2 separate regions of the Mus musculus genome follow, and region 2 is linked to region 1. A link is a loop called in an ENCODE intact Hi-C map of the cell type or tissue named here. Cell type or tissue: left cerebral cortex. All regions are shown on one strand. Links, peaks and the distances in the headings refer to the core of each region. The heading gives the core; the rest is flanking DNA. Region 1 has its middle 100 kb from the start of Dnajb9. Region 2 overlaps Gm33384 (a long non-coding RNA gene).

What was found. A loop is a pair of places that touch in the nucleus more often than their neighbours do. Peaks named below come from ENCODE experiments on the same cell type or tissue, not always from the same donor. Only the 100,000 strongest peaks of a DNase experiment are listed, where the experiment ranks them.
Region 2: it touches region 1 in a loop (5-fold over the local background); 7 of 42 quality-filtered maps call a loop at or near these places.

What each region holds. Positions count from the first base shown.
Region 1 is chr12:44,097,881-44,113,437 of GRCm38, forward strand. No RefSeq gene overlaps it. Among named protein-coding and RNA genes, the nearest start is that of Dnajb9, 100 kb to the right of the region's middle. In left cerebral cortex, for the core only: a CTCF peak has its summit at 7,375 (motif pointing left); DNase peaks (open chromatin) are centred at 5,965 and 7,367; H3K27ac peaks cover 275 bases.
Region 2 is chr12:43,818,339-43,833,895 of GRCm38, forward strand. All of the region lies in intron 1 of Gm33384 (a long non-coding RNA gene), which reads right to left. Among named protein-coding and RNA genes, the nearest start is that of Gm33384, 25 kb to the right of the region's middle. In left cerebral cortex, for the core only: a CTCF peak has its summit at 4,996; DNase peaks (open chromatin) are centred at 5,031, 8,297, 9,073, 9,525 and 1 more place; H3K27ac peaks cover 4,538 bases.

The DNA.
Region 1 (15,557 bases), core at 4,269-12,268:
ACAATTACTATTCAATATTAGACCACAGATTAACCGCAACAGAGTAATTGTGGTGATTTCAATAACTCTCACAAATTGATGGGTCATTCTGGTTTTTTTTTCATTCTGATTTTTAAAAAATTAGCAGATAGTCAGAGGAATTTAATGATAAAATTATTGATTAAAGAGATATCTACAGAATATTCCATCCAAATAAGGCAGAATTCACCTTCTCAACAGCCCATGGAACATTCTTTAAAATAGATTAAGATCCAAAGGAAATGTCAAAACAGGAAAAATTGAAATAAGTCCTTGGCTTCTATCTGCCCACAGTAGAATAAAGCTAGAAATCAACAGCTTAAGAAACCACAGAAGCTTCACAAACTCACAGAAACTAAAATAAAAAATAAAAAAAATTTAATTGAGCAAGAAGAAAATAGAAAAATTGAATGGAGATGAAGATACAACATAATGAAATCTATTAGATGCAATGAAAGTAGTCCTAAAACTTTATATGCCCCAGTACAGGGGAATGCCAGGGCCAAGAAGTGTGAGTGGGTGGTATAGGGGACTTTCGGGATAGCATTTGAAATGTAAATGAAAAAAATATCTAATAAAAAATTGAAAAAAAAATAAAGTAGTCCTAAGAGGGAAGTCTGTAGCTAAAACACATTAACAAATTCAAAAGGTCTTGAATAAATAATTATGTTCCCTTAGGTTTGGAGAAAACAACCAAGTCAAACCAAAAAAAAGTAAATAATCAGAACAGAAATTAATAACATAGAATCAAACATAACAAAAAAAACAATAAAACAAAGATTCAGTCCTTTGTAAAGAGAAACAAAGTCAACAAACCCTTAACTAAACCACAAGAGAGAGGAGAGTCAAATTAATAACCTGAGAGATGGAAAGGTAGATTCAGTATGGCCTCTCAGACAAAGGGCCCTGCTCTCAAGGCTTGCAGCTAAGTTCAGTCCCCCACATGGTGAAAGCAGAGAATCAACTCCTGGAAGATTTCCTCTGACTTCTACAGGTACCCTGTAACAGGTGCTTGATGTGTATGTAAACACAGGTAAAGACATTCTGCATAAGACTGATTGCTTGGAAAACAAAATCAATCACTAGCAAATGAAATTAAAAAGTTTTTATACCACAAAGGCAATTATCAATCAAAAGAACAGATAAAGCAAAGAAAATCTTCACCAGTTATACATCTGAAGATTACTATCTAGGATATACAAAGAATTCAAACAAATAAATATTGAGAAACAAACAATCTGATGAAAATGGGCTATGGAGGTCAGTAGAGAATTTTCAAAAGAAGAAATACAAATAGTAACTATTTTTTGCAAGTCTTCAACATCAGGGAAATGCAAATTTAAACTATTTTGAAATTCTATCTCACCCTAACAAGAGTGACTATCATGAAGAAAACAAATGGCAAATACTGTCAAGGATGTGGAGAATGTGGAACCTTTATTCACAGTTAGTGGGATGTAAATTGGCACAGCCACCATGGATATCAGTGTACAGATTTCTCAAAAGATAAAAACAGAACCATTACATCATCCAACTATAACATTCCTGGTGTATTTCCATAGGGCTTCATATCCTCCCAGATACTTGCGTATCCATACTCATGGTTGCTCTCTTTACAATACTAGGAAATGAAATCAGCCAGAATAGCCCCAGAGAAACAACTGCCACATATTGTTGCTGATATGTAGACTCTAGCTTCAGATTTTTCAACATATGCATTTAATTTGTAGTGCTTATAAAAAGGCCAGGAGCCTAGAAAGGTGCTATGAATGGGTTAAGAGAGAGAGAGAGGCTAGTAGAATACATGTGATATGAAAGTAGAAAGAAAGAATACAAGGAGTGTAAAGGCATATGTGGGGATCAGGTCAGATCTTGTGGTAGAAATCAAAAAAATCAAAGGCTATATGACAAAGCCATGTGGCAGCTATTTTTTAAGCCATTTTAAAACATATCTTTAAAAGGAGTTTAAAGAGAAGTACTCTGCATAGGTAGGCAATGGATCCCCAGAAGCCATGTGCTATTAAACAAAAATTCAGTGTGAGGTGTAGAATACCTCCTTATGAGTTGGTCAGGGAGACACTGGAGGCTCCCCCAAACAATAAAGAAGATTGTCATTGCTTGTAGTTACCTATGAAAATGTGAAAAGACCCTATTGCTAAAGAAATCCTATACTTTGGTTTCAGGACATAGCAAAATCAAGCTAGAGCTGAACTATAAGCTTCCTTCCTGCTGGATACCTTTCATAGTACCAGATGGGACTGTGCAAGACTAGGAGAAAAAAGTCATCAATAATCAAATTCAAACACAAACCTTGCAAGCTATAACTCCAAGCTGTCAGTCAAAATGTGCTCACTAAAGCAATAGTGGCATGACTATTACGAGGATAACCCACCACATTTTGACTGGATTTCAGACCCACTCCTCAGGAAGGACTCATGTCTGATACTGCAAACTGGTTAAAATCCATGACTGGGAGGTCGTAGGACTTAGGAGGAGCCTGTGATTCTTGTTTTGCTAAATAGATGTGGTGCCTAATTGCCTTCTGGATATTTATGTTTATACATATACATTAGCCCTGCTTTCAGCCTTAACTAGAGATGTTTATGTTTTCTGGGGCAATGGTTAATATAGAAACAAAAATACTAAATGTGAGTGTTGAGTGTTCTTCTCTATCACTTCCTCTGAGATTCAGGGATCATTGTAGAAGAGGTGGAGAGAAGACTATTAGAGATGGAGAATAAAAAGGATTACTGTAAAACTCTATTGTGGGCATGACTATTGTGTCCATGAACTTATGGCTTCAGTGGCAACAGAACCTGCACAAGACTGTGCCCATCAACATTCCATCAAGGAGAAAGGGCTCACAAGACATCACCACTCATCGAGGAGCAGTAGACAGTTAATGGTTGTGGGAGAGGAGAGTCATATTTGCTAGTGGTGTAACTATTGGTAAGTGTTCTTGCTCAAGTAAATAACCCTCATGAATACGTGTAGAAGCAACCTATGTAAATAAGGAAAATAACACACATACACACACACACACACACACACACACACACACATAAAGGAAACACATGGAAGTTGGGAAGAAGCAGTTTCGTAGAATGGAATAAGAGAAGATAAGAGGATGAGGATATGATCATACTCCATTATATATACATGAAATTATAGAAGAATATTTTCAGTTTATAACTGTGTCTTCTACATTGTAAATTTTTCCCATTAAATAGAAAGAAAGTAGAAAAGGGGAGAGAAAAATAGAAAGGAAGAAAACATGGGAATTTTAAATTGGAAGGAGCGTCTGTGTGACCCATTACGCCTCTGAAACTAAATCTGTCTTGAGTGGGTAATTTCAGTCCTGAGATTCAGCTTCCTCCTCCCCAACAGATTCAGCTGAATACCCTATGATCCCAGGGAGATCCATTGCACTTTACACTTAGAGAAATAATATCATTCTGGAATTAAAATATTCAGTTTCTATATAATCCAGTGAATAAATTAGAAGAATAAAAATTCAGGGGGACAATTCAGCATGAAGGTCAAAGGCATGCATTAATTCATCATTGCCGTACTAAAAGCAAATGTGCTGGGAGAGGAATAAAGATAAGCTAGGAAGATGCTGGGTTTCAGATTTCCACTTATAGCAAGAGCCAGCCTCCTGTCATAGAAATCTAAAAAAAAAAAAAAAAAAAAAAGACAGAAAGAAGAAAGAAAAAAAGAAGTGAGGAAAAAAACCAAAGACCTATGGTTATACCCAACTTTTTATGATTCCAGGACCACATAAGAAAGCCCAGGAGGGAGACTAGGGGGTGGTTGTGTTAGTAAAATATTTGTTTCATAAGAATGAGAATATGCATTCTAATTCCCAGCACCCACACAACAGCAGACAGTTTCACACATGTGCAATCTTGCATTGGGGAAACATAGACAGCCTCTCTAGGACTTGCTGGTCAGCCACCCTAGACAGATAGGTGACCTCCAGATTCAGTGAGAGACTCTGGATTGGAGAGTGATGGAAAATGACACTCTATATCAAGTTCTGTCCTCTCTTACACATCTATACACATGCATTTACACACACACATGCACACCCACAAATAAACACTGAACTGCTGTCATTTCTATACCTGTTCCTTCTTATTCCGATCCATAAAGCACCTCAGCTCCTTTGTCATACATGTGTCTCTGTGTATCTGTGTGTGTTTGGACTCGTGTGTGTGTGTGTGTGTGTGTGTGTGTGTGTGTGTGTGTGTGTGTGTTGTGTATGAGTATGGGTGTGTATAGGTGGTGCATGTACAGGTGTATATTCATGTGGAAGCCAGGGAAGAGCATTAGAACCCTTTTGGTCCTCCACTGACTCTGAAGCTCAATCTATTTTATTTTATTTTTAGACTGACTAGCCAGTTCGCTCTGGGAAGCTGCCTATCTCTGCTCTCCAACGCTGGGGAAATAGGCATGCCCATTCATGCCAGGCTTCTACATGAGGGCTGAGAATTCAAACTTGGGTCCTCTTGCTTGCACAGTAAGCCCTCACCCACTTAGCCATATCTCCAGGCCCACCTCAGCAGCTTTCCACAGAAGACAAAATGGCTTCCAAAAATTTTCTTCAGTAGGGCCCTTCAGCTACTAAGTGGGATTGGATTTCTCCAAGCCAATTCCCTTCACCTGGCTATAAAGTCTCATTCAAGAGCCATGTAGAGGGATAAAGACAGCATCAGGACCTTTGGCATAGAGAGGACCCCGTGTTAAACAGATTGTCAGAGCTTTGAGAAAAACTTTCTTCAGAATTACAGAGGAACATTCTCAGATGGGAGTTTTCTAAGCAATCCAACCACCTCTACTTCAAATTTGATATGATGTCATTACGAACTAAGATCTTTCCATTAAAGTGTCAAGAGTCAGATTTATATAACAGACATAAAAATAAAAGCTAAACACTGAGGCATAGAACGCTAATGGAAGTTATGTACATGCATTAAGGAGAAAATGCACCTCTGAGTGTTGTTTGTGTAAAAGGCTATTTGTAAGTTTGAGCTTGCATTTCCTCAGACATTATTTAAAAGTGTCTATGTTACTGATGTGCTAGAAACATTTCTCACATTTTAATTATGTTGTGAAACATGCTGATTCCAATCAACACGTTGAGGACAGTTTTACAGTCTGTGTGCCAGAGAGAACTCCCATTCATCAGGGTCCAGGCCTTTATTTGTATTATCTTAACTGTATTTAGCACCTACTATGTGCCAGGATGTGAATTAAATACGGGGGATTTATACACTACTCTATTTCAGTTTCATATACATTGAAGATAGCCCATCATGCTGTGAGGGGCAGAGAGAAGCAATGAACTAGTAAAGAGGAAAACAGAGAGCAGATCATTAAAGATCCATGTGTCAAGCCACACAGAACCTTGAAGGTTATGTGATATTTTTGTTCTTAAGAGATATGGGATCAGATTTTCGTTTGTTAAGGATAAATCTGGTCATGATTGGGAAGAAAAAGTCAATACAAATAGAGGCAAGAAGGTGAGCACAGTGTCTGTTGGCTTTTTAAAATCTTGAGTGTGGATAAAGGGAATTCAAGGCACATGGGTATAATCTGATAACCAAATAAACAGAAGGTGAGAGACTGGAGGCAAGGAAAATTCACCTCCTCTTGGCTTTGCCTACTAGACAAGACAGGCTACTACTTGCTACAAGAAGGAGCAGGAAAGAAAAAAAAATAGTAGCCTTATAGGAAGAGAAATGTAATAGATCAGAAGTTCAATTTTGAACATGGTGAAGCTGAATTGCCTGTGAGAAGCCCGTGTTCATATATCTAAAATAACCTAGGAAATGTGCCCAGAGCTCAGAAACTCTGTGAAGTGGGAAGGTAAAGCCCTCAGTATAGATGAGCTTCTACAAAGGATGCCTGTGGTAGAAGAGATTAATAATACCACACCCTCCCTTAGTATCTACAAGGAGTGTCCGGGACCTCCAGAGACTCTAAAATCTGAAAATGTCCAAGTCCCGTATGCAACATGGCACAGGATGTTGCCAGGTGGCCCATACACATGCTCCCACATAGGTTAAGTTATCATTGGATAACTTATAGCTTCTTATACAATGTAAAAGCTGTGTGAATCACGGCTGTACTGTCTAAGAAACCCAGACAGGAAGGAAAGTAAAAATGTACATGTTCAGAACAGACCATTAAAAAACAAAAACAACAACTTTCATCTGTAATCTGCTGAATTAGAGTGGGGTCTGTGGATACATAAGGCCAGCTGTATTAGTAATTGTTAATACCTGAAAGAGTTTCCTGTGCAGGCCCTGTTTCCAGCCCTTTACATACATAAACTCTTCTCTTCTTCACATGTATCCAATGCAGAATCACTCTCCTTGTTTATCAGTTTGTGAGACTAAGAGCACTGTTCCTGAGGTCACGAACAGCCACTCAGTAAAACCTCTCCCTGAGTACAGACTGCATGAGGGAGGATGGCCCTGAAGCATAGAGATGGCAATAACAGACAACTGAATCAACACTGCTGAAGAATATTGAGAATGGGAATACCAAGGGAAGAAACAGCTTTACAAATGAGAGGTTGTCAGGAATGTAAAACAGACAAGCAACCATTAAATAATATCACTCAAAGCCCGTGGAGACAGAAAACAAACAAAAGCAAACAAACAACAGCAACAAAAGAAAGCCAAATAAAACTTGTTAGTGAGCCAGTAAAAATACTGAAAATGGTTCTGGTGAAACTATGAAGAGCGTCTGGTCCCACTCACCACGTAGAGAAGAGGAAGCCAGCTAATAAGTAGCAATTTTAAAGCACATGTGGCTAAGCATGGTTCTCCCTGTCCATTTCTGAGCAATTCGTTTGGAACTCTTGGTGGATGTGAGCCATTCCAGGTCAAATGGCTTTTTCTGCTGGTTCAACTGGCCCAAGAGACACAGTGAGACTTCCAGAGGCACTTGTAACCAGGATCCTTCCCCCAGTCACACCAGCACTAACTGTACTGCTATGGCCAAGACAGGGGAAGGGGAAACAGAAACAAGCCAATTTTACCACCCATCCTAGAGAAAGCCACAAGCCAACCAAACGAATCAAACAAAACCATTGAATCCTTTGAGTATGCTCATTGAAGCTGATAACTAGCTATAAAACTGAATGCTTCATGTATATTCCAGAAGTAAATTATCAAGCATCCCCAAATCTGGTCCCCCACCTCAAAAGAAGACTGAAAGCGAGTTTTACAATCCCTACACTTTTTTCATTTTCCACTGGGGAAACAAAAGCATCATGCTCAGAAAAGTTAGTAGTGGCTATCTCAACTCATAGCTCCACTTCCTATTTTGATGGCAACATGTCTCCCTCTTGTGGATTTTCAGGATAATTCAACCCAGGAGAGTCCTCTCCAATTGTATGCCCTCATTTTATCGCCAGATTGTATTTCAACACTTTAAGTCTTGGTCATTGATAGCATATTCTACTGTATACTCATACTTACTGAATACCAGAATACACACTCTGGCAACATATGTGCTTCTCATCCAGAAGGAAGTGGCTCCCAGCAACTGTGACCATACAGCCAATATTTACCATGTTAATATGAAGAGCACGTAGACCAGGCACTGGAACATGCAGACTTGGTTCCTGTAAAAATTTACAAGTTAAAAGAGAAGCCCAAACATCCTGATTATCATGTTAGTTGCTCTGGTGTGAGAAATTGCCCCAGACAAAGATGGCTACAGAGGCAGACCTGACCATCAACAACAGTGAGTTCCAAATGCTTACATCCAGAATGGCATTGCCCCTGTAAAGTCTGTTTCATTTCTGTGGCTACCAAAATGATATTTTCTTCTCCTTACACAAAAGTTCACTCACTATAGGCATCCTATTCTATCACTCCTCGCAGAGAAATGCCTCCAGATAGATACACTCCTAGCTCTTTGTGTTTTGACCTCAGTATTTTGCAATATCTATGCCTAACTTTCCTTTCCTTCTCTAGTTATAGAAAAGACTCATTGGCCCACTTTCTCAGCTCTAAGATCCCCTAACTTCTTTCCCTTCACCTTCAATTCTGTTCAGACCTCCTTTGTCTTCCCCATCAACACTGTCATACTAATAACTATTTATACCAGGAGAGAGCCTAAGAAAAAACCTCATGAAGGGTGAAATGAAACTACACATCAGGGAAGACCCAGTAGGCAAATAGGAAACAGAGCCCAGCATGTACATGACAAGTCATATCATAGACTTGTACAGTTGGGAAGCCTCCATAAGGCCAGCCTCATCACTATACTTCACCTCCTGTGACCTTGCTGCAGTGTTTGACCTTATCAGCCATGCCTTTGCCTGGAAATGATATCACACCTACATTTTACACTGAACATGGACTCTGCTGACAGCTCTTCTTTGTTATGGAAATACCTGTCCCTGGATATCACTTTTCTCTGTTCTGCCTACCTCTACCACTCTCAACTTACATCTCTTCCAGCTTGTGAGCCGCTCCAGTCTTGTCAGACTCCTTGATTTAAGAAAGCAAAAGCAAGCATGACCTTCTGGTTGGCACTGACCATCTTTTGTGAATCCAAAGGCACCAGCCTGGACACACCACCAACAGACAGAAGAATTCAATGATAATGGGCTCTTCTCTCAGCTACAATGTTCAGCTGCTAGCTATCTAGATCCCACACGGAGCACCATTATAGCTACCCCTTCAATCCTCAGTGCCATTAACATTTCCTTACTAGACTGGTTCCCTCCTTTCTCATCTATGTTCCCAGTCAGCTTACCACCTGTGTGCCCTGTCTTCTGGTTCTGGATCTCAGCCCATCCTGAGATACTTTTTCCTCTGCCCTATACATATTCTTCCCACTGGCTCTAGAGGAAGTTCTTGTAATCTGCCTTGATCCTTTATGCTTGCTGTTCTTTGTTAAAAGATTTACTGTAAAAGCCTCCAGAATGGACTGCTGGAAAACAGTGTTTCCCAAGCATGACAGTGCCTTGCACACATGAACTCACAGAAGCTATAATTTCATGAGACCATCACAGGATCAAACGAGTCGAAATCCCAGCATGGATGTATAATGGGCTAATGAAGCCCTGCCCCAGCAGAAAAACTGTTGGTACTTTATGGCTGCTGAGAAAAGAAAGTAAATTTTCCCCAGGAATATGACTCCTAATAGTTTGCTCGGTGCTCAGAGTATGGATGACCCTAAGCGCATGCACATAATGAAAGCACTAATTGGACTCAGTGAGTTAAAAATAAAGACATGAAGGTGATGTGGTGGGTGTGTCTGCAAAGAGTTGGAGGGGAAAGCAAAGGGTCAATATAATCAAAATACATTCATACATCTTTAAAAGTCTCAACGAATAAATTCCAAAATTTACTATTAAAAAGGAGTTTACTTTTGTAATGATTTATATTAAAGCAAAATTGAGAATAGAGATAAGCTAGCTGTATGTCCCCTCTCCATATGTATTTGCAGCTACCCACTATCAATATCCCCCATCATAGATGTGTATTTACAACTAATAAACTTATAATTGACATAACATTATCATCCAAAGTCCTTAGTTCTCTTGTGAGTTTATTCCTAAGGTCCTACAATCTAATATCTTTGAACCAATTTGTAATAAGATATCTACCATATACTAATGGTTCCTTTGTTCCCAGTCCATCCATATTTTAGAAGACTAAGTTTTGAAAGTGAATAGATAAATATTAGCATACAAGCATGAGAAAAATAATAAACATGGTTGTGAAAGAATAAAATGTTAGTAACATTTACTAAGTCAAAAGCTAGATTGCCTAGGTGTGAAGCAAGAGTTGTTTAGAGGCACCTTGGTTGTGGTTTGTGTCTTTCTCTGGATTGTTGAGACCCAACACCAGTCCACAAAACTCTCAGGGCTCTGGAAAGATGGCCAAGTGCTAACTTGTGGAACTCGTGCAGAAGTTGGATGACAGCACAAGAAGTAGGAGGTAATACTACTTGGTCTTACCTTATGCCTTAGGAGAAGACCCTAGATTATTCTCATGAGCTACAAGGGGTTTCTAAGTGAAACAGAGGAGCAGAAAGGAAACAAGAGATTGCTTAGACTAGCCCAAATGTTGCTAGTTTTTAAATGGAGGAAGATAAGCCCTCTGATAAACCAGAGAGACATCAAAGCTGGTTCAGGCCTGGAGCTGCTGACACCAGTGAGACCTGGGATGGCCTCTGACATTCAGAACTATAAGTTTCGTTGTACAATGCCACAAAGTATGTGACAACTTGTAACAGCACCAAAAGAAAACTAATAAAGCCACTTTTCTTTATTTAACCCAGCTTTTTTTTCTTGGCAGTTTGAAGTGATATTTTAGAAGAAATTTAAAAAACAAATGACTGATTAAATTTCTGATATTGTTCTATCTAATATTGACCAAAAGTATATACATAGCTTTTGCCAAAATGGAGAAAATTAAACACTGCCCTAGCTACACATCCCTTTTGGCTGTTATCACACTACAAATGACTAAGTTAGAAATTCAGATTTTGTGGTGCTTTTTTTTAATTATTTATTTAATAAAACACAAAAGGGGAAACCATGCAAATTATTGCATATGATACATTTTAATTTGTTAAAAAATGTTAATGTGTAAATTCTCCATTATAACTTATAAACATGTGAGCCAAAGTTATATCATGTAATCCTGCAGTTGTCTGATTTGGTGGTGCAAGCCTTTAATCTAGCACTCAGGAGGCAAAGGCAGGTGGGTCTCTATGAGGTCAAGACCATCCTGATTTACAAAGTGAGTTCCAGGACAGCCAGCCCTGAACAAATCACATTGTATGTCCATCCTTGCAGGCAGATTGCTCTGATCTGTTTTGTCTCTAATTTATATTTACAAGATATAAAAATCTTAGTAAGCAGCTAAGGGGTCTACAGTCTCTAGTCTACAATATGGGACATTTTTGATTAAAGAACATCAATTTTTTTCTTTTAGTTATACCTCATCTTATTGTTTTTAAGTCTATTTTCCCAAACAAGAATTGAATCCCCCCATTAAAAAATGGGGCTCAGAGCTGAACAAAGAATTCTCACCTGAAGGAATACCGAATGGCAGAGAAGCACCTGAAAAAATGTTCAACATCCTTAATCATCAGGGAAATGCAAATCAAAACAACCCTGAGATTCCACCTCACACCAGTCAGAATGGCTAAGATCAAAAATTCAGGTGACAGCAGAAGCTGGCGAGGATGTGGAGAAAGAGGAACACTCCTCCCTTGTTGGTGGGATTGCAAGCTTGTACAACCACTCTGGAAATCATTCTGGCGATTCCTCAGAAAATTGGACATAGTACTACCGGAGGATCCAGCAATACCACTCCTGGGCATATATCCAGAAGATGCCCCAACCGATAAGAAGGACACATGCTCCACTATGTTCATAGCAGCCGTATTTATAATAGCCAGAAGCTGGAAAGAACCCAGATGCCCCTCAACAGAGGAATGGATACAGAAAATGTGGTACATCTACACAATGGAGTACTACTCAGCTATTAAAAAGAATGAATTTATAAAATTCCTAGGCAAATGGATGGACCTGGAGGGCATCATCCTGAGTGAGGTAACCCAATCACAAAGGAACACTCACAATATGTACTCACTGATAAGTGGATATTAGCCCAGAAACTTAGGATACCCAAGATATAAGATACAATTTGCTAAACGCATGAAACTCAAGAAGAACGAAGAGCAAAGTGTGGACACTTTGCCCCTTAGAAATGGAAATGAAACACCCATGGAAGGAGTTACAGAGACAAAATTTGGAGCTGTGACGAAAGGATGGACTATCTAGTGATTGCCATATCCAGGGATCCATCCCATAATCAGCTTCCAAACGCTGACACCATTGCATACACTAGCAAGATTTTGCTGAAAGGGCCCAGATATAGCTGTCTCTTGTGAGACTATGCCGGGGCCTAGCAAACACAGAAGTGGATGCTCACAGTCAGCTATTGAATGGGTCACAGGGCCCCCAATGGAGGAGCTAGAGAAAGTACCCAAGGAGCTAAAGGGAACTGCAACCCTATAGGTGGAACAACAATATGAACTAACCAGTACCCCGGAACTCTTGTCTTTAGCTGCATATGTATCAAAAGATGGCCTAGTCAGCCATCACTGGAAAGAGAGGCCCTATGGACTTGCAAACTTTATATGCCCCAGTACAAGGGAACGCCAGGGCCAAAAAGAGGGAGTGGGTGGGTAGGGGAGTGGGGGGGAGGGTATGGGGGACTTTTGGGATAGCATTGGAAATGTAAACGAGGAAAACACCTAAATAAATAAATAAATATGAAAATATGAAAAAAAGAATTGATTCCAAGTTATATATACAGTATGCTATACGCTATAGCAGATCTACTTTTTCGAAACAAGAGCTGAATCCTAGTTACATACATACAGTAGCAATTTAAGATTACCTATGTAGCAATTTTTAACTATCAACCTTTTGTTCCAAGGGTTTTATTTTTACTTATTATTATTAATAATTCCATTCATTTACATCTCAAATGATATCCCACTTCCTGGTTACCCCACATCCCACATCTGCCCTCCCCCCTCCCCTTTGCTTCCCCATCCACCCACACGCTCCTGCCCCACTGCTCCAGCATACCCCTACTCTGGGGCATCAAACCTCCACGAAACCAAGGGCCTCCCCTCCTGTTGCTGTCTGGCCAGACGATCCTCTGCTACATATGTAGCTGGAGCTATGGATCTCTCCAGGTACAATCCTTGGTGGTGGTCTAGACTCTGGGAGAACTGGGTGGTCAGGCCAACCTATGATGTTCTTCCAATGGGGTTGCAATCTCCCTCCATTCCTCCAGTCCTGCCAGCTCCCCCTCCAGATTCCCTGAACTCAGTCTGATGGTTATCTCCAAGCACCCACATCTGCACTGGTCAGTTGCTGGCCAGAATTCCCAAGAAACCATCACACTAGGTTCCTGTAAGCAAGCACCTCTTGACCACAACAACAGTATTGAGTTTGGTGTCTGCAGACATGATGGATCCCCATCTCTGGTAGTCCCCAGTTGGTCCTTCCTTCAGTCTCTGTTTCATTTTTTGTCCCTGTTCTTCCTTCTGACAGGAACATTTCAGGGTTAAAAACTTTGAGATGGGTGGGTGGCCCCATCTCTCGACCAGGGACTTTGCCTATCTACTGGAGGTGGTCTCAACAGGTTCTATCTCCCCCTTCTCTATGCATTTTGGCTAAAGTCATCCCCATTGGGTCCTGGGAGCCTCACATTTCCCTGGTGTCTGTGACCTCCAGTGGCTATTCCCAGTTTCTCATCCCCCCTGCTGCATATTTTTGTGGGTTTTCCCGACCCTCTGTGCCCCTCTCTCACATCCCCAGTTCCTGATACTGCCACCCTTATTTCCTCCTCCAACTTTCACCATCCCCAGTGCCCCTCTCCCTCCACATCCCACAATTGTCCTGATGTCCCCTCAATGAAAGACTGAAGCATCTACACCCTGGCCTTCCTTCCTTCTAGGCTCCATATGGTCTGAAGCACATCCATTTTTAAATGTAACATAGTGGATCCTCAACCTCTCATAATTCAATTACTTTTGTCTCCCATCTTTGATGACCACAAGCACCAAGGAGCCACGTGCTTATAAGCTTTTCATTGATTGGGTTTTCTAGAATTAGAACTCCCAAGAGAGCTTATACTATTTCCTGACTGCCCTTATGTATAACAATATTATAGAAGGTGAGAGAAATTTTCTACAGTCAGAGCTGACTGCATAGCCATGCCTGTCAGTCACTTTCTACACACCAATTAAGGAAAGTACTCAGATGTAACACTTAAACAATATAAATTAAGTCTGCAAAAGTTAAATTCTGTCATGAAATTAGCCATGGTAAGTGAAGTCACTATGAAAATGTACTTTATAAAAATAAATTGTGTTTCTGTCCCAGTTGTCACACAAAATTTTCTTGTTGAAACCACCAAAGTGATCTCACTTGCTATGACTGGGCTTCAATTTAAGAGAAAGAGATATTTGCACTAGGAAGTATGTAAATTCATGTGCTTCAAGGGTTCTAGTCTTCAGAATCTTGTGCAAACTTGAGGCAAAATCTTTTAAGTGTAAGGCTGGGCAATTTGATTGAATTCTTCCCCTGTGAAACTGGCCCATTTATAAGAAAATTCATTTCTGCAATGTGATCAGGGCAGAGGGAAGAGGGTACCCAGCCCTGATTTATTCTTTTCATCTTAAATAGTTTGGGAACATATTATGCTGTCTGAATGTTCTTTGAGACAAGGAACAGAGTTCTGCTCAATGTAATACTTACAAACTAAAGAAATAAAAATGTTAACAGGTAAAACGTGCTGGTTCTGCAACTGTCGTTTGTTCATGTTCTTGCCATTTCTTTTTTTTTTTTTTTTTTCTTTTTTTTTTTTTTTTGGTTTTTCGAGACAGGGTTTCTGGATATCCTGGAACTCACTCTGTAGACCAGGCGGGCCTCGAACTCAGAAATCCGCCTGCCTTTGCCTCCCAAGTGCTAGGATTACAGGCATGTGCCACCACTGCCCAGCGTCATTTCCTTTTTAATGTCTTGCTTTTGATGTGATTATTATCGCTTGGCTACTCATCTGTTGCTTTCGGGAAAGTCATGGTGCCAAAGTCTCTCATGGCCTAAACACTTGGAAAGAAGATGGCAGAGTCACCTGCTCATGACAGGTGATTCTGAAATAAGGTACCAGCGCCACAGCATCTTAATGCCCTGGTCTGAGATCTTTCAAGCACCAAAAACATGTCCATACTGTCATTGACATAAATAGGGCTCCCAAATTTATGTGCTATAAATTAAATCCCATGCTCAACATTCACTCTTCCAACTCTCACTGTGTCACTGTCTTGACCCTTGGACCCACTTGCTTTCTCGTTCCAGATTGGCTGATTTTCTCAAAAGACTCTGCTGTCCCCACATCCCCATCTATGACTTCTGTCTTACTTAGGGTTTCCATTGCTGAGAAGAAACACCATGACAAAGGTGACTCCTATAAAGAACAACATTTAGGTTCTGAGGTTACATCCACTATCATCATGGCAGGAAGCATGGCAGTGTACAGGCAGACATGGTACTGGAGGAGCTAAGAGTTCTGCATCTTGATCCAACTGTAGTCAGGAAAGACTGTCTCTGGGGCAGCTAGGGGGAAGGTGTCAAAGCCCATCCCCATCATGACACACTACTCCAAAAGGGCCACATCTCCTAATAGCACCACTGCCTGGGCCAAATATTCAAACCATCAGGCCTTCTTCCCCAGGTTACTTATCATGTAGTTCTGTTTCACTTCAAATCCTGAAACACTCCCAATGTGCCCTAGAATCAGAAAAATCCACTTACCTCAATATGACCTTCATCTCCAAAAGGATACGGTTTCCTTTCATGTCTTCAGGCTGTCCATCCACTGCACAGTTACCTGCATTCCTGGGTCACTGTTACTCCCATTCCTTTCTTCTCATCAGACTTCAGGATTTCATTTTCCACTTGAACATTCCCTCCA
Region 2 (15,557 bases), core at 3,649-11,648, 280 kb before region 1:
ACAGTAAAAGTGTTCTTCCTCACAGGACATATCATTTATTATGCTGAATAATCACAACCCAATGAGCTCAAAGAGGCTCATAAATTGGACTAATGTCAACTTCCTAACTGTGATATTGCACCATGGCTAGACATGGTATTGCTATTGGAGGGGACAGAGTAAAGAGTATCCAGAATCACTGTTTCTGGCAACCAGACAGGACCCCACAATTCTCTCAGATTAAAAATATAGAAGGAAAAGACCCTGATATAGCTGTCTTTTGTGAGGCTATGCCAGTGCCTGGCAAATACAGAAGTGGATATTCTCAGTCATCTATAGGATGGAACACAGGGCCCCCAATGGAGAAGCTAGAGAAAGAACCCAAAGAGCTAAATGGGACTGCAACCCTATAGGTAGAACAACAATATGAACTAACCAGTATCCCCCAGAGCTCGTGTCTCTAGCTGCATATGTAGCAGAAGATGGCCTAGTTGGCCATCATTGGGAAGAGAGGCTCCTGGGTATTGCAAACTTTCTATGCCTCAGTACAGGGGAATGCCAGGGCCAAGAAGTGGGAGTGAGTGGGTAGGGGAACAGGGCGGAGGGAGGGTATAGAGAACTTTCGGGATACCATTTGAAGTGTATATAAAGAAAATATCTAATAAAAATATAAAAATATAAAATAAAAAAGTTTTTAAAAAGGAAATAAGCAGGACAGTGAGAGAGCAGGACAATCCCCATCCTTCCTGAGCCCCTGCACATGTGCACTTGCACTAGCACACAAGCATAAAAACAACACTCACAACATACAAACAACAGTCACAGACACACAAAGACACAAGCACTCAAAAGTATAAAGCAAAGTCAACAGAAAATCTTTTCACACTGTAAGAAGGCTCATCAAATTTTATTTTGAAATAGTCTATCCAATGAAATGCTCTCACCTTAGGAAAAGAAGGAAGGGAAGGAGGGAAGACACGGAAGTAAAGAGGGACAGTGAGAATAAATAAAAGAATAGTTAGGTCTAAATGACACTCAGCTCCATTTTTATCTTTTTTTATTGGTTATTTTATTTATATATGTTCCAAATGGTATCCCCCTTCCCAGTTTCCCCTTTACAAACCCCCACCCCCTTCCCCCTTCCTGCCCCCCCCCTGCTTCTATGAAGGTGCTCCCCCACCCAAACCCAGACACTATTGCTGATGCCAAGAAGTGCTTACTGACAGGAGCCTGATAGAGTTGTTCCCTGAGATGCTTTGCCAGATCCTGACAAATACAGATGTGGATGTATGCAGCCAAACATCGGACAGAGCATGAGAATTCCAATGGAGAAGTTAGGGGAAGGACTGAAGATTAAAGGAGGTAGAGGGGTTTGCAACCCCATTGAAAGAACAACAATATCAAACAACCAGACCCCCTGAGCTCCTAGGGACCAAATCACCGACCAAAGAAAACACATGTAGGGACCCATGGCTCCAGTTGCATATGTAGGAAATTGAACAGAAGTGTGGAGCAATGGGGGATGGAGAACTGAGGGTAGCCACCAGAAAGTCCCAGGTGCCAGGAAACCCAGAGGCTCCCATGACCAAACAGGGATGACGTTAACTGAAATGCCCAACAAAGGGGAGAGAGAACCTGTAGGAGCCATATCCAGCCCCATTTGTAAATGAACACAAAAACATAAACAGGAACTCATAAAGTAAGATTCACAGGTTTCTCAAATGTTTCTGTGAACAGGAAGATACACATTTTACCCCTGAAACAGGGAAATACTTGTTAAACAAGAGTAATTTCTTCTAAAGATGTAGCAAGGTGGACATAGGTAGCCTGTCTCAACGATTGCCAAGAATTCTCTGGAAGGGCATAGAAAATGCACTGCACCTGCATGGTGAAGCGACATCTCTGCTCTGGCACAGAGGGAGCAGAGAGATCAAGCTGGGAGAAGCGTTGGGAGAGCTTAAATGTCTGAGATTACAGCTGCTCCTTCCTTTCCTTTGTAGCATGATGATTGTTTTAACACGTGAAATAAGCTCCAGCTGTCATTTGCATCGCTTCGATATATGCGCTATGCCTTCAAGCAGAGACCATAGGAGTTCCAGAAGCACCGAGAATCATGCATCCAAGGAAAACCTTTCACCTGTGTTTTCATAAGCAGACATTGTGAGCCTATGTGCATTAGTGCATGTGTGTGCCTGTTATGCAGTGAGGGTTTTTTCCCATCCGCATCAGGGTAAAACACATGGGACTTTCGTTCTAATAAAGCTTCCTAACTTCTCGAACATAAAATTTCTTCATGATCAAGTTGCCCAGTCAGATCAGAGGAAAAAGAATTAAAAACAGTTAATTTTAAGTGGAGCCAAACCACAGTTGTCAGCCAGTGATGCTGCTGTTCCTTCTGCATGGCAACAGGCAGCATTGTGCTCTCAAGACCGAAGGACATGCACACCCTGAGTGATTTTCCATAGTACCGCAAGTGAGTGGTACTGGTACTCAGTAGCTTTATCAAATGCAAGAGCCAAATGCAGAACTCTGCTGTGGTCAGTGAGGAATTAGGGGAGAATAAAAGTTTGAGGGAGAATACACTTCATGGTCTCAAACAATTTGGTTTCTGTATAGAGTCAACACATTTCTGATGGAAAAAAATCGAAAAAAATCAATAAGTAAATAAAGCAAATTCATGCAATACTAGGAAAATCTCATCTAAGAGTATTCAATATTTTTGAAAGATCTGTCCATTGAGGTGTAACTCAAATTGCTTATTGGATCAAACAAGTTAACAGATATACAAATAAGTGGAGTTTCATAAATTAATGCAATAACATTGGGCTTCTGGGAGCCTCCTGTTCCAGCTTGCTATTCAATTTTTATAGATTTTCTGTCTTTATACTTTAAAATATCCTTCATGTTATGAACCTTACATGGATTTGATATATGCACAGCTTCCTTCTGAACAAATGTCAATATATATGTATATATTCATAGTCCTGGGTGTATGTGTCCGTATGTATATAGTCTTGGTCATGCAGTAATTATATGTCAGAGAACATTGAAATGCATAAACTAAGTAAAAAAAATCCTTCATACTCCTACTGCAGCATGAAAATACAGCTCGTTCCCTCTTTGTTTCAGCAGAGTGCTCAGCCATTGTGCCTTCTGCACCAGTCTACACTAAATAAGGTTAGCTTAGGGTAACTGTTACTTAAGCCAATCTTACACACTTTTGATAGTGAATCAGACAGGTAAACCTGGATTCCTGACCACCTTAGCCATGTTCCCAAACAGAAAACCTGGTTTTCCTATTTCTTTTCTATCGAAAGAGAGATACAACCCAAGGCATACTTTCGTTTTCCCAAACATTTAGAAGAGGCTGAAGATATAACAAAGGCAGAAATGGCAGCCATATCCACAATTGTGTGATGAAGAAGAGATCTTCCACTCTATCTGCTCTTAGGGCTCACTCATCCCTGGCTCAGTGGCTCCTTTGCCTTCTGGTTCTGTCTTCCTGGAGAGCAGTTGCCATGTGACCTGAACAGCAGTGTCCCTGCTAGATTGTGATTTCATCTCATATAGTAATGGGGCATTTCTTCCACAGAACCACTCTGGCTAGCACAATAAATGTAGAGGAAAAAAGAAAAACAAAAAACAAAAAACTGTCTTTACAGGTCTGTGCTGTCCGTGCTGGAACCTTCAGAGCACTCTGATGCTCTTCCCTTGTCCCAGACTTACTCAAAGCTGTCTTCTGTATGACTTGAAAAATTAAAAAAAAAAAAAAAAAAAAAACAAAACTCTTGCTTCAAGACTTTGACATGCAGTCACTGTTTTAAAAGTGGCAAACTAGCCGGGCATGGTGGCGCATGCCTTTAATCCCAGCACTTGGGAGGCAGAGGCAGGAGGATTTCTGAGTTCGAGACCAGCCTGGTCTACAAAGTGAGTTCCAGGACAGCCAGGGCTATACAGAGAAACCCTGTCTCAAAAAAAAACAAAACAAAAAACAAAAAACAAAAAACTGGCAAACTAAAATGAAGTTTGCTTTTTCACTTTGATGTCTGAGTTTTCTCTTTCAGTACACATCCAGAAGGAATCTAGATGCTTCCGAATCCAAAGGCACATTAATCCAAAGGGGAAAAAAATAATATATTATCTGAATTGGTCAAACTTTTGGAAATAGAAATTAGAAACCTCTGTTTAGGGCGGAAAAAGAAACAATAAGATTAAGAAGAGACTCAGAATCATATTCTCTGGGTGTTTATTGGTCTCAAGTGGCTTTTAAAATGCTTTTTGATATTTTTTTAATCAAAGCATTGATTTGAAGACTTCATCTGTGTAAAATGCATACAAATACACTACACAGTAAATTATTTTCACATCTCAGTGACCAATTCACAGTTCAAGAAATAAGGTAATCAACTCTAGTTCCCAGCATGCACACGGGCATCTCACAACCACCTGTGCCTCCAGCTCCAGGGCATCTGATTCCCTATCCAGGCTCTGAGATGCCTGAACTCACATGGAGAGACAAATACATAGACGCTTAACGCTTAAAATAATGGCAAGTTGGTTTTGTTCTAATCCATGGAAATAAAAGCACCCCTAAGTATGGCCTCCATTGCACTACCTAATAACCAGCACACTTTCTTCCCTCAAAGATATCAACAGCCCATGCTGGTTTCCATCCCCACTAATCAACTCCGCTCTTTTAGCACTTTATGCATATGGAATCAAATGGGAGGAATTCTTTTTGTGTCTGGACTTCGTTTCATCAGTTTAGGTTTATGCCATGTGTCCACGGTGTTGAATTCAGCAGAGCTTACTTGTTCTCCTTGGTGGGTGGTATCAACAGGCCACATTTGAAACCCATGCTTCTCTTGATAGGCGTTTGAGTTGTTTCAAACTGGGAATTATAATGCATAATGTTGCCACAGATATTCTTAAATACATCTTTTGGCAAATACGTCTACATTTTTTTCTGAGCATAAAATAAAATTGCTGTTCAGACAGACCTCACAGAGACACTGCCAAGTGGTCTTCCAAGGAGTTGCAACAGTTTACACTCCATCAGGAGCTCTCTGAGTTTCCTCGAGAATCTCTGCGCTAGGCTGGTGGGTGTGCGCTGCTGTCTTGTTTAGTTCTTGATTTTTATATTTCACTAACATGACAGAAGCACTCTGAAAGTTTATGATTACTCGGATGTTTTCTTTAGGCAATGTTTCCTCACATGTTTTCTTAGTGTTTTCTACATGGTTTCATTCGTTCCCTCACTGGTTCTCAGAAAATCTTTGTATATTCTCAATGCTATGAATAAAAAAAAATGTACTGGAAATAGATGCTCTGATTCTGGGCCTTGTATTTTTATTCTTAAACTTAATATAGTCCAAATTATCACCCTTACTCTGGGGTGTGTTTCTTGCATGCTGTTAAAATTATGAAGTATTCTTGTGACTTTTCGCCTAGGAACCTTACTGGTTTTCTTCTACATTTAACTAGAATTTGTCTGTATAGTTACGTGAGATCTGGTAAAATATTTTAATGTTGACAATTTATTGAATTTCTACTTCTAAAAAAACCATTCTCCCCCCCCCCTGCAATGTCATAGATGTAAGAAAGGGTCTTTCATTAACTTAAAAATCTAAATCAGTAGCTATATATCATTGATATTGTAAAGATTTCATTTTATTTTATTTCATTTTATCTTTTAGCAAATATTTCTACATTTTTTCTGAGCATAAAATAAAATTGCTGTTCAGACAGACCTCACAGAGACACTGCCAAGTGGTCTTCCAAGGGAGTTACAACAGTTTACTATTTTCTATTGCTAACAGTTTCTATTGCTTTTATTAGGAGTTCAGATCTGGATATATTTTCACGGTCTCTTACTGGTATTAAGTCTCTTTCTGCAATTAAAGACTTAGAAAACGTCCCACTCTAAACAACCAACATGAACTCTAAAGCTTTTGTTGCTTCTCCCTCTCCATCGCTTCATGCTTTCAAAATTTAACTGCTTCCACTCTCTCAGATGCCTAACTTGGGCACCTCAGTCCACTAGGCCTTCAGTAACAGTTCAGACTCAGTGACTGGCCTACTGTATTTTCAGACCCTTCTTCTGTGCAGCTTACTAACTGACAATTGTTCTCTGGCAGAAAATGAATGCTAGCCCATCTCAGTAGGGTCCCTTCTGTTCCATGGGATCACAGGCTCTGAACGCCCAGATTTTTCAGAATTAGACAAAAAAGCATGTTTATAAAGCATGATCTTAGAATATTCAATCTTGGCAGTATTCAAAGGTTTTTTTTTATTGAAACATAATAAAAAAGAGCTTGAGATTTTTAAGGTTGTAGTAGATTTTAGAATTCATAATAACTAGCCTCTGTTGCTTAAATCAGTCAATTTATCCTATATTCTCTGGTAACAATTCAGTTACATGGTTGCTTTTCTCAGATAAAGAGGTCAGAAATTAATTCGGTCACATTTAATTAGTTTTGTAAGAGATGCATATATGCATCTCCCTAAACAACCGCCAATAATTCAGATACAGGTTGTCCCTTCAGCAAGAATTTAGAGGATGAGAAAGGATGTTGAAAATGATGCCTATTCAGATTCTACTAGAGAAGAACATTTAGCAGTTATTCCAGACATGAGATTTGGGATGGTAATTATTACAGTACAGTCTGGACTATCTTCACTAATAAACATGCTAACAAGGGTGTGATCCCTTCTGCCTGTAATTATCCTAAACACCACTCCCCACTGGTCCATAAGTCAGTAGAAGACATATGATAAAAGAGGATGATCTTAAGGAGCCAACCTTTCTCTCTATGCCAAGAAGAGCCATCTTTGTTTTGACTTTGACCTTTCCCTAAAAGCCATTATGCAAATCCAGACATTGAACCTCCAGGTTATTTTCCTAGAAAAAGTCATTCAAAAGATTTCTAAGACTTCTTTCCTCTCCACACTGTAATAAAAATTATTTCCTTGACCTATTTATTGTACGCAATTTCTGGAAGGCTTATGAAATGAGAAAAGTACTATGAAACAGAAGAAAGATTTACACAAATGCAAAATTATGAAATGATTAAACACATGGCCAATGGGATGCTTAATTTTCTAAAATGTACTTATTTAATTTATGTGCATCTACTAAAATGAATTTAGACTTCCTAAGGAAGCAGCTTTGTCCTGGCCTTTCCAAGAAAGCAGCTGTCCTTCCCTAACAATTAATGAAAGTAGGAAAGCTACAAAGTCAAATGTATTTTACCACATAGCCGATGGTATCTTGGTTGCAGTTCTTTGTAGACTCAAATGGAGCTCTGACCTTGCCATGTCATGAAGCTCTGATTATAATGAATAGACTTTATAATGCTTAGAAGTCGACTTTTCATTAAAATAAACCAATGACAAAAATCACATCACAGAGGATAATAAACAAAGTCCAACCTGTATGATATGATACGCAGAAAAGTACACTGTAGTTTAAATCAAAAATATATTAGCTACTGACTTTTGAAAATACTTTTGAATTGTGAAGTAACCTGTTATATTAATCTGTGAATGGCATGGGTACCCTTGGGAAATGGTGCTTACACTCTTTTCAGTAGCAGAGAGTACTGATTCAATTAGTGAGGACCCTACAGATATTTATAGGCCTACTGATAAATCACATTTAAGAGTTTTCTGACCCAAACCTCAGCCATAAACTCGGGCAAAGCCAGGATCAAATTTGCAGGTAGCAATGTACAGTAACAGTTTCTTCCTAATCTAAATAGGTCCCTTCTGAATAACTTCAGCCTTGAAAATCCTGCTTATCAAATCAAAATCAAATCAAAACACAGACATAGCTTCACCTGTGTTCATGTCCTTGGATCAGCCAGGCCTGGATCAGGTGGAGAATAGCAGAATGAAGAACTGACCCTTCCATTAGAAAGAAATCATAAATATAGAACTGAAATCCAACAAAGAGGGTTTCATGTAAGCCAGAAGGACAACAATGGTACTTTCTAATTTTATTTAGAAACCCTAGTTTTCTGTATCCATAGAACTCATCCCTAGTTTAAATATGCACCAAAATCAAAGAAAGGCTCATAGTCATACATAGGTACTCTCATATATTGAGCATTTTACCATGCTTTAGTATTTTTTCCAGATATCCTAAAAAGTAGGTCAAGAAAAATAAGTTTTATCAATATAAAAAGGATAGCATTAGTACATACAATGTTATCAAATCAAGTGCCAGACCCAAGTCTGGTATTAAAATAACATTAAAATAACAGGATGCAAGGCAAAAAGACAGATAGAAGCTGGCTGGCTGGCTGATGCATGTTCTGCTGAGTCAGAGTTTGTGTTATATAGACTAATAGTTTATAGAGGGCAGTGACTTCATTTTACATTTTAGTACTTACTGCAGTGTACATACAAACTCAGAAGTATTCCGAAGCAGACTATAACTTTAGCCAGTCTTTTAACTGTTCTCATACAAAAGCATAAATATTTATGTAGATACATACATATGTACACATATGTGCATGTCTATGAAAAGATACGTATCACATAGTGTTGCTTTGAAAATTGAGATAATGCATGCAAATGGCTTACAGTACTTATTAGCCTTTGCCACATAATAAAAGCTCATTATAAAATGCATAATAAATTTGTTAATACCAGTATTTAGGTGTGTTAGTTTCCCAGAGCAATTGAAACAGTAAATCACAAATTATGTGACTTAAAATAAATATATATTGTTTCACAGTTCTAGAGTCTAGACGTCCAAGATCGAGTATTTACAGGATAATGCTCTCTCTGAAACGTGAAAATTCTTTCTTGGCTCTCTCTACTTCTAGAATTTGCTGGAAATCTTTAGCATCCTTTATCATATGCATGTGTGACTCCAATCTCTAGCTCTATGCTGTGTGACTTTTCCTAGGGAAAGAAACAGATGTAGCTTTACCTCAGATAGGGTACCAACAACAGATGGAAGAAATGATTCTATTCAAGTCTAACTTGGTGAACCAGCATTTATTGTGGTTAGTTACAAGTGTATAGATGAAGGTTATTTATAATGAGAACAGATGAGTCAAAAGCAGCTGCAGCCCTGAAATGCCCACTCCAGCATGGGCGATGACTCATGAAGGCTACATCCCTTGTAGCTCCCTGCATAACTTGCCAGCAGCTCAGTGGAAGCTTCTCTTCCCCCAAAACTGTTTATATAACCTTGCTGAGGAGCCTTGTGATTATAACTGTCAAGAGATTGCTGAGAAAGATGTGTTTCCTTATTTCCCTCCTCCCACTGATTTAGATCTTTGAGAGCAAGAGTCTCTCCTGGCTCGGGGGAGCTTAACTCTGGGGGCTAAAGTACAGGAACAGGAACGTCAACAGTCACCAAAGCTGCCCCAAGTCAATGCAGTTTGTTGGCTCACAATAGTGAGGAAAAAAGATGCAGACAAAAGAATGAGGAAACTATTAAGAAAAGTAAAGACTCCCCAGAGTGGAAGGAGTCCAAAACAGGAAATACCACTGTTTGGCAGTGGGTGTGGGGGAAAGAAAGAGTGGGAAAAAACCCTTCATCCCACCAGAGTTCAGGTGCTCTGGGTGGGCGGATCTGGGAGGACAGCCGCAGGCTTTCCATGCAGCTCCTGGTGGGTGTCTGGCTGTGGGAAGGCACTGGGCCCCTTCTCAGCCGGGGGTGAACAAGGGGCAGTCCTAGGCAACAGGTTCTCAGTCTTGGGCATCCCAGCCACCACTGGACGCTGCCACAGAAGAGCTGAGAACAAATGAGGGGCAGCTGGGTCATCCCCAGGGCTGAAGGGCAGAGATGGCAGGGAGAGCAGGGGCAGTGAGTGGTTCCCACACAGTCGAGAGTCCTTGGTGCGGTCCATGGCTGGAGCCCAGGAAGGCCTTCCAGTGGGAGGTTAGACATGCCTTGTTAGGGAAAAGCCTATCCCATTGTTCAATCACTGTGGGTCTTGATGAGCAGAGACAGTCTGTGGTTTTAGAGCTTTACTATAGAAAGGCAGGGAGAAAGAGAGAAGATAGAAAGAGGAAGAAAGGCTGGCCATGGCCGTGTGGAGAGAGAGGGAAGGGAGGGAAAGAGAAGGGCTAGAGAGTAAGAAAGGTGAGAGCTTAAAGAGAGTGAGGAGGGGTCAAGCAGCCCCTTTTATAGAGGGCTGGGCTATCAGGTAACTGTGGGGGTGGAGTCTAGCCATAATGCCAGAAGCTTGGGACATTGTCTGTGTGACTTATAGTCACAGAATTATGGAGTTGGGGGCTCTGTCTCTGGGAACATGGCTTGCTTTTCCATTCCTTGTAGCGTTTTCTACTGGGTCACTGGAGCGAACCTCTTTCAACCAAAATAGGCTGCCTTTCACAGCCCTGCATACCACCAAGCTGCTGGACCTGGGGCTTTCATGAACCTTGTAACAGAAAACTGAACACAAATCAAGCCAAAGGGGCTCACATGCTCTATGCTTCTGTCTCCCAATCAGGGAGACACTCACTCAGGGAAATGGTCTTGAGTTATGGTCACCACTGTTCATTTTCATTTTGACCTTGGTTTGTTGTGCCAGACACTGACCTTGGCTGGGTTTGGTACCCATTAATTAAATCATGATTTCTTTCTTCTTACTTGTATGTAACCAGCTTATATATTGCCATGGACTCCTGTCTTAAAACCTACAGGAAATTAATTCTTATCACAGTTTCTAAGATGGAGCCACATTTTTCTTACTCATGTTTACCTTACTCTCTACAGAATGATCTCTTGTCCATAATATAAGAAGGACTTTAAGAATATGTCCTTGCCCACAGTTCATTTCTGTTTATTTCTGTTAGATACACAAATATGTGAAAGGACAACTGTGCATAGTGTTAGGGTCCTTCCTTGGAACCAGCCACAGTCTGTAGATACTGCCTGTATTGAACCAGAGGTACATCCTTTTCTTCTGGCCAGTAGAGCTACGTCATACCCACCTGCAGGTCCTCTTACTTACTACCCTCGGTGTTCTCATCTTCACAGTCTTAAACCTAACACTCTTTTTACCTTAAACATGTATTTACATGAGAACACCTCCAAGAGAGAATGTTGCAATGGAAGGAAATTGTTATACCATACCCCATTAGCACTTTTCTGTTTCTCACTACTTCCTAATGAATTGATCTAAACTTCATGACCTTTGCAAAAATCCTATTTCTAAAAAAGCCACACTCATAGGCCCAGTGGATAGGATTTAAATATATCTTTTTGGAGACACGATTTAACCCACACTGAGACTGAAACTGAAACTCATGCTGCCTAAAGATTCACGGGGGAATTTCAAGGGACCATTCTTCTCTGAGAGTTTTCTACAGAATCTATGTATAATCCCCCAAGATGACACAATAACTATGATTCTTTGTTGCCTCCAGATGAAAGAATAAGAGTTTGTATAGCCTGCATCTCAATTTTATCTGGTGTCTTCTTTGTCAATTCTGGTGATATCTCTATTATAGTTTGGAAACATTGTGTCCTGCATACAGCTCATATACTTAAGGCTTCCTGAAAATGTTTGGAATAATGAAAGTTGTATTACTGAATCTTGCACTGCTGACAGAAAAGGATTGTTTTGACTTTTATGTTCCTATGGATTTTAGTTCATCCTGGAGGAAAGGTGTAGTGGTAGAAATTCCTCAGTCCATGGCTTGGAGATTTGTGGAAGATGAGGAAAAAAGAGATAGCGGAACAGAAGGACCTATGCATACTTTTCAAAGGTTTTCCTATAGTGACCTACTCCTCTAGCTAAGCCCCTACCTCCTAAATGCTCTACAGCCCTCAAAGTAGAGCATTCAACATGTTTGTCCATAGGAAACATTGTAGTTTTAATTTGTAACAAGGGTTCTGGTCTAATAAATGTACAGATATGTTCATAGATTCATGATGTGCTGACATCACTTGAGAGAGATCCAAATGTTAGCAGATGGGACCTAGTTTGAGGAAATAAGCCACTGGGAGAAGACCTGTGGTGACCATGGCTCATTCCCAGTCTTCTCCCTTGGTCAGTCTCTCTTTCTGGACAGCATAAAGTGTCTTTGCCTAGAGACCATGATGCTCTCAGCCTTACCACATGCCAGTAATAGCAGAGCCAGTAATGGATTAAAATCATTAGTATGGTAAAGCTTTCCTTTGTAAAGTTATTTTTCTCAGATGTTTTGTCACAACAGTTAGAAACTGACATATCTTCTGGATCCACCTTGAAACATTGGATTGGCTGTTTTCCATATCCCAAGCAGCATCCATGAACTACTAGAAAAGCTTGCTTATCTAAGTTTTCCTCCTCTGTGCCATGTTGTCTCCGCCAACCCAGTGTGTTACTTTAAACATACTGGTGCTTTTAAGGTGTTTTCTCTCTCAAAAGGATTAGTGGTTCCTTGAACTGTTTCTTGCCCACCATTTGAAGTTCCATGTTAACTTATCAACATTGGCTCCCACTCTCAGATTCCTTCTAGGGTTTTGTCAATTTGGTCTGGATGTTATTGACAAGTCTAAACTTCCAATGTCCCCTTTCAGTTACTTACCATCTTTCTGTTTATTCTAAGTTTCTACATTGTTCCAACAGTTCTTCATTTAGAAAGGGAGAAAAATGTTCTTATTCACATTCCATATCTCTGAGGTTCTTAGTATCTATCCCACTGATTTGGTGTTTATTCATGTGTTACCTAGTAATGGAAAATCCTTTATTTGTTCCAAAAAATAATAAGATGAACTTTTAAAGATAATATGAAATATTACATTTTGTCAATAGTGTCTTTTTTTAACGTTTTTATTAGATATTGTCTTTATTTACATTTCAAATATTATCAGCTTTCCTGGTTTCCACTCTGAAAACCCCCTATCTCCTCCCCCTTCCTCCTGCTCACCAACCCACCCACTCCTGCTTCCTGGCCCTGGCATGGCCCTACACTAGGGCATAGAGCGTTCACATGACCAAGAGCCTTTCTTTCCATTGAAGACCGACTAGGCCATCCTCTGCTACATATGCAGCTGGAGCCATGGGTCCCTCCATGTGTATTCTTTGATTGGTGGTTTAGTCCCAGGGAACTCTGGGGGTACTGGCTAGTTCATATTGTTGTTCCTCCTATGGGGCTGAAAACCCCTTCAGCCCCTTGGTACGTTCTCTAGCTCCTTCATTGGGGACCCTGTGCTCAGTCCAATGGATGGCTATGAGCATCCACTTCTGTATTTGTCAGGTACTAATGTCTTATATGTAATCAGTGACTACTCACTGTCTATTAGATAAAAGGTTATCTTGAGAATCAGGACCTTGGCAAAATAAAACCACAATTGAAGTCACTTGGAAGGAATTTTTGTTGTTCCATACATCCATAAAGCTAACTAGGCTGAGTCTGAACTCAGTGTGAATAATGGACATTATTGTGTTCTAAAGTGGATACAATTGCTAGGGGAAACCAATTTGCTAGTGAAAAACATAAAGCCCAAGACTGTCTTGGGTCTGTTTTTATATTGGAGGTCTAACCATAAAAGCCCTTTTTAGGATGAAAACAAGGAAATGGGAATTTGACTAACATCTTCCACTTGTTTCAATGAGCAGCAAGAGGTCTGCTTATTCTGCTTTTGAGCATTTGCTAGGGTGGGGATGTACCTGGAATGATTGACTAATTCGAGGAGGTTTTCCAGTATTCTCTGTGTGGTGTATTTTAATCAAGATCACAATTTAGCAGCTGCATTAATTAATTAGCACATTAATCAGGAGAGCATTTTAGCAGCTATAATCTCTAGCAAACTAGCAGTTGGTGATGAAATCTTAGCAGTGGGAGAACAAACAGCTTACCAAGTTATTTTTCAATGCTATCAACACCACGGGTACAGCAAAATTATGCTGAAATTATGCAACCAAATTGAAGTCTTTCTTAAAATATAGCTATGCAGGGTACATTTGAGAAATTGTATGCTTTATGCAGAAAGGTCTAACAATTACTACTTTCTCTACAAAGCAGTAGTTCTGAAGAAAACTGTCAGGCACTCCAGGAAACAATCTTTCCAAGTGTTCTCAGAATAGTCCTTGTGTAATTTAAGAAGAATTAAAGGTAACTCTTCTATTAGCAAGATTATTTATGCAATAATGAGAAGTTTCAAGATATTATTCTATAGTTACATAAGTGCTAGTGATTCAAAAGAAGAAAATACTTGCTTTAGCAAGTCACAAGTTTGATTTTAATCCTTTAAACCTGTACATTGAACCTTATACTTTAACGTGGTAAAGAAAAAAGTCTCCACTAACACAATGCCTAGAAATAAATGCATGTGGCACCATGGCCAAATGCAGTATAGCTTTGATGAAGTATAAACTGGAAGACTCCCTGACATTGAAACATTGCTCTTGTTTTCTTGCTTCCATCCCAAATGCAGTGGCTTGAGCTTTTATTCAATCCATACATATTGAATTCTACATGTTCCAAAATTTAAAATTTAACTAAAAAAAGTCCCTTAGGCAGATATTAAATTTTCTTTCATTTACAAAGTCTGGGGATATTGAATGCTTATGTACAGTAGTCTATTAGTTTGAACTATTAGGCAGCTCTTAATCCTCATAACATTTTTCTGAGAGAAATCACTGTTCCTTTATGACTCCCATCACTTTTTCATACTCAGAAGGGAAAGGGTCAGGGTAATGGAGGGCATACATGCTGGGTAAGCATTTCTTTACGTTTCCAACCCTTGTTATATTGATTTTCCACTCTGGTTCATGGAAATTGCACTCTATTTAAATCATACACTACAACTTGGAAGAATTTTAATTTCTCCTCTACCTTTTGTCTCCCATTATAAATCACACTGAGATCTCTCAGTCTTCTGCCATCTATTTTCTGGGCTTTAAAGCCTCTAAAATTTACTTTATCAGCAGTTCCTCTGCAAGCCCAAACAAATTCCAAATTCTTTTGGGATTAGAGTAAATAAATTAAATTTTTCTTTATGAAAATTATGAATTGTAATTTTAGGAAGAATCCATTATAGCACGATGCTAGTGAGCTCATTTCTCATTCACACTATAAACAAGAGAGCCCTACCTATTATACAGGTTTATCCATGCATTCTCACCTGAAATTATTTTGAGACAATATCTTGTAGACTTTTCTGTTTGTGGTGAAATATCTCTATATATTACTGTCTTAGTTAGGGTTTCTATTCCTGCACAAACATCATGACCAAGAAACAAGTTGTGGAGGAAAGGGTTTATTCGGCTTACACTTCCATACTGCTGTTCGTCACCAAGGAAGTCAGGACTGGAACTCAAGCAGGTCAGGAAGCAGGAGCTGATGCAGAGGCCATGGAGGGATGTTCTTTACTGGCTTGCTTCCCCTGGCTTGCTCAGCCTGCTCTCTTATAGAACCAAGACTACCAGCCCAGAGATGGCCCCACCAATAAGGGGCCTTTCCCCCTTGATCACTAATTGAGAAAATGCCTTACAGTTGGATCTCATTGAGGCATTTCCTCAACTGAAGCTCGTTTCTCTGTGATAACTCCAGCTGTGTCAAGTTGAGACAAAACTAGCCAGTACAATTACTATACAAAAGCAACAGCAACAACAAACTCATTG